Linked DNA regions of Homo sapiens: region 2 is linked to region 1. Evidence: chromatin loops called from intact Hi-C (ENCODE). Cell type or tissue: B cell. All regions are shown on one strand.

Region 1 (2,500 bases):
CAGGGGCGTTGGGATCCATGCATTCGAATCCTGGCTCCACCTCTTCACAGCTGTTACTTAACCTGTCCCTGCCTCAGCTTCCTCATCAATAAAATGGGGATCGCCAGGCTGTTTTTAGAGATAAATTAGTCAACGTATGTAAAGTTCTTGAACTGCACCTACCACAGTAAGTGCTAAATGCTATTATCATTATTATTAAAACTACTATAAATAAAATTTTTGTGTGCATGTGCAGCATTTCGGGGGAACTTATATCTAGAGATGGAATTGCTGGGTTGAAATTATGCACACTTAAAATTTTGAAAGTTTTTTTTTTTTAACAAGATGCCTTCCAATAAGATTTTAACTATTTCTATTTCCATCAACAGTGGTTGAGAGTGTCTGTTGTCTTCTGCCGTTGATACCCCAGTTATTATACATTTTAAGTGTCTGCTCCATTATTAGATATTTATACACTGTTCAAATTGTAGGCTAATTAGCTGATGTTATTCTTAGTGTCTTTTCCTATCAAAATTGAAACCTAAGACTTCTGATAGTTAAGACAAGTTTGGGCCATTGGCTTTTCACCAGGGTAGCTTTAGTCGGAAGTTTTAGGTTGTGTCTTGTCCATACCCAGTACTGCCTCTCCTTAGTGGAGTTCATGTGCCCTTAAACATGTATGGTGATTCTTTCTTTTTTGTGTGGTTTATGTAAAATGAAATTAAAATCATTGTTTACCTCCCAAAGAGCTGAAAACAAAAGCAGAACACAAAACAAGTATCAAGGGGTTAGTACACATTATGAAATGTTGAAGATTTAGCAGAACATCACGTCTGAGGTGAAAGAAGTGTTATATGTTACGGAAATGTGTCCGAGCTTGCCCTTTAGCAAAGTGCTGTGCTGTTGTCTTCTGAGTCAGGACTTAAAGCTATGCCTGGCTGAATGCTTCAGGCTCCACCCAGCCCTTTGGGATTGCGGGGGGGCCCTTCAATAGCCCGAAAGCTCTCTAGTGCTCTCCTCTGGTCAAAATAAGGAGGTACAGGCTTCAAAGAACTGTTGTGTTTCTTACTGCCATTGAGTATTTGTTTCCAAAGTGTTTGTTTGTTTGTTTGTTTAGTTTTTTTGTGGTTTACAAAGTTAATGTCAAAGAGTTGAGGAGGAAAAAAATTAGTGTTCTAAGAGAGAAAAATTATTTGTGAATAAATGGCCGAATGAAGTGTTCATTAATACTTATTTTTTCAATTGAGGAAAACAAAAGGAAAAAGAAATACAATTACATTTCACAGCATCCTGGTGTGCACCTCCAAAATAATACAAACCAAATCTCCACCATACAAAACTTCCAAAATACCTAAATCCCCAGTGTACTTATTTAGTGTTTTCTGACTGATGTGAGCCTTATTTATTCTTACATAGGGAAATATGAAAATAATGTGTTAGTATTAAAGACTTCCTAAAACTGTGTTACTACTAATTTATCTATGTTCTTTATAACTGAACTGTACCCTGGGAATGACTTGGTGATGGAAAAAACTTTCCTTATTTTGCAGCTGTCAAAGTCCAAGATTTTCCTTTTGACCTCCTTCAGATCTTTACTCAAACATCATCTTACGGGTGAGACCTTCCCTCTCTGCTCTGTACAAAAATTATATCCCGGGCCTACTCTCCAAAATGTCCTCATCCCTGCTCTGCCCTATCCATCTCCATATTTTTATCATTCTCCATAGCACCTAACTGTCACATAATGTGCCATAAATTTTATTTCTAAAAATTGAGATATAATTCACATACCATACGGTTCACCCATTTAAGCATACAATTCAATGGTTTCAGTTCTCAGAGTTGGGCAGTCATCATCACAATCAATTATAGTACATTCTCATCACCCCAGAAAGAAATCCTGGGCCCATTAGCAGTCAGCTCCCATTCCTTTTCAAACTCTGCCCCTCTTCCCTGGCAACCCCCAACCCCCAGCCCTAGGCAACCACTAATGTACTTTCTGTCTCTATTGATTTGCCTATTCTGGACATTTTATATAAATGGGATCATATGTTATATGGGTTTCTGTGACCTCATTTTCTGTCATTTAGCATGTTTTCAAGGTTCATCCATGTTGTAGTATGTATCAGCAGTACTTTATTCCTTTTTAAATAGCCAAATAGTATTCTACTGTATGGCTATACCACATTTTATTTATCTGTTTATCAGTTGATTGACATTTAAGTTCTTTCCACTTTATAGCTATTATAAATAATTCTGCTATGGATGTGAATGTACAAGTTTTGGGGTAGATATGTGTTTTTATTTTCTTGACAATTTTACGTAAAAAATCATGTTTATTGTCTGTCTTCAGCACCAGCACCAAATACCATGCCAGCACAGAATAGGTGCTCAATACATATCTGTAAAATAAATGAGCTATTCTCTCTCCTCTGCAGAATCTCAAGCGTGTTGCCAACGAGATTCTTCAGTTTGTTTTAATTTTGGTCCTAACTTTTTACCTAAAGCCAGTTTAGGTGAC
Region 2 (2,500 bases), 720 kb before region 1:
ACAAATTTGAGAGTCATCTCAAATACAGATGGTATTTAAAGTCATGGGACCAGAAGAATTCACCTAGGTACAGGTATAATCAGAAGGGATTTAAATCGTGGCTAGTCACATGTTAGCTAACTTGGGCAAAGTCATTAAGCTTTCTACAACCTTTCTATGCATGGTTAATGTATATCTGAACATGCTAGGAAATCTGTATAGCACTACAGAGTGTTGTCATCCAGTGCCCAATAAATCCAACACTGCAGGAAGTGAGAAACAGCAAAACTAGGAATAAAAATCAAAATTTCCTATCAGGGTAATGAAATTCCCAGTTATCTTAGCAGACAAAAAAAACATATTGTCAGCAAATTTTCTGGAAGAAAGTGCCACTGAGGGAAATGAAGATGGGGTGCCCCTACCTCTGACCAACTGAAAAGAGAAAATATTTTTATTAATAAATGCAGCAACTGAAAATAATACACCAGACTGTAAATGGTGATTATTTCCAGGGGTTAAGTTTATCAGGAATGATTACTTTAATATCTGAACTTGCATCATGAACATATATTACTTTTATAATTTGAAAAAGAAAGTGACACAAAAGGGCAATAAAATAAAGAGGAATGACTTCTGAAAATAATGTTGATTCGGCATGACATATATAACTAATGAAAAAAATAGTAACCCATGAACTATTTTCAAGATGATCCAGTGTGAGACTTGGAATTACCAATGGATTACTAATACTGGTCTAGTTAGTGATTTGTGCTAAACTCTCTAAACTAATATGTGTTGATAACGTAAAAAGCAAAATATGAATTGAATAAATATTTTTGCAAGGTGCTGGGGATTTTAAATGTAATTATTCTAGAAACTACAATGGTCCCACGTATTTAACTATCACAGACTTGGAACTAATGAATAGGTAAACATTATTTTTTCCAGTTGGATTCATCAATATTTGTTAACTGTTGAAAAGAATTTTCAAAAGCAGCAGACAAGCTAAAGAACACAAAATTACTGTATTACCACATGTTAGGTCTGAAGGAAACAGGATTATTATCTGATCATATACTTGCCATGCTTTGACTTATCTATAGCTGCTTACCTTATTATGTTATAGATATATCCAATTTAACCTATAATACTAGGTTTTATTACACATTAGAGCTGCTGCTAGAGAAAATGTTTCATGTACTATAATCTTTTTGAAATTATAACTGTAGTTTTTAATATTACATACAGTAACATTTAATGTAATTGTATGTAACATTAAAAGCTCAACATTAAAAGGTCTTGTAGAAAACTGTAGTCTTTGCCACATTTGTAAAGGAAGAACCTCCTCTGATTATATAAACCCAAAGTCTTAAAATGGTGAGAAATACCTTTTACATTCTATGTAAATCACTGAGCATAGAGTAGAATTTCTTAGTCTCCCAGATCCCATGCGGGTGCCTCTAATTGTAATTCAAGGTATTTACCACAAGATGGCACTGCTGATCCTATTCATAACCAGGCTGCTGGCGTTTCCTTTCCATGTTTCACACTAAGCTTAAGAATCTTTGTTATTAGCAAAATTAAAGTTCTTGAGTTAAAGAACGTTTAAGCATTTTAAATAGGAAAAAAAAAGCCAATGTAGAATGTTCTGTACTGTATACATTTCTCCAATTTCCATTACTCTAAATCAAGTGGTCAAGATAAAGTTTTAAATATATAACTACATATAAAAATAAATGTAAATAGAAGATGGCCAAATAAAAACAGCTCTGGTCTGTAGCTTCCAGCAAGATCAACGCAGAAGGCGGGTGATTTTCTGCATTTCCAACTGAGATACCTAGCTCATCTCACTGGGACTGGTTAGACAGTGGGTGCAGCCCATGGAGGGTGAGCCGAAGCAGGGTGGGGGCGTCCTCTCAACCAGGAAGCACAAGTGATCAGGGAACTCCTTCCCCTAGCCAAGGGAAGCTGTGAGGGACTGTGCCATGAGGGACAGTGCACTCTGGCCCAGACACTACGCTTTTCCCATGGTCTTCGGAACCCACAGACCAGGAGATTCCCTCGGGTCCCTACACCACCAGGGCCCTGGGTTTCAAGCACAAAACTGGGCAGCCATTTGAGCAGACACCAAGCTAGCTGCAGAAGTTTTTTTCATACCCCAGTGGCGCCTGGAACACCAGTGAGACAGAACGGTTCACTCCCCTGGAAAGGGGGCTGAAGCCAGGGAGGCAAATGGTCTAGCTCAGTGGATCCCACCCCCATGAAGCCCAGAAAGCTAAGATCCACTGGCATAAAATTCTTGCTGCCAGCACAGCAGTCTGGAGTCGACCTGGGACGCTCGAGCTTGGTGGAAGGAGGGGCAGCACAGAGGCCTGTTAGAAGGAAAACTAACAAACAGAAAGGAATAGCATAAACATCAACAAAAAGGTCATCCACACAAAAACCCCATCCAAAGTCACCAGCATCAAAGACCAAAGCTGGATAAATCCATGAAGATGAGGAAAAACCAGCACAAAAAGGC

What was found. Peaks named below come from ENCODE experiments on the same cell type or tissue, not always from the same donor. Only the 100,000 strongest peaks of a DNase experiment are listed, where the experiment ranks them.
Region 2: it touches region 1 in a loop (31-fold over the local background); 4 of 110 quality-filtered maps call a loop at or near these places.

The regions. Positions count from the first base shown.
Region 1 is chr1:182,961,166-182,963,665 of GRCh38, reverse strand. No RefSeq gene overlaps it. Among named protein-coding and RNA genes, the nearest start is that of SHCBP1L, 9.2 kb to the right of the region's middle. RefSeq lists an enhancer at 798-1,092. In B cell, CTCF peaks have their summits at 815 and 1,017; a DNase peak (open chromatin) is centred at 955; H3K4me3 peaks cover 413 bases.
Region 2 is chr1:183,684,269-183,686,768 of GRCh38, reverse strand. It overlaps a transcript of RGL1 not described here. Among named protein-coding and RNA genes, the nearest start is that of APOBEC4, 32 kb to the right of the region's middle. RefSeq lists an enhancer at 2,072-2,500. In B cell, CTCF peaks have their summits at 1,441 (motif pointing right) and 1,450 (motif pointing right); a DNase peak (open chromatin) is centred at 1,478.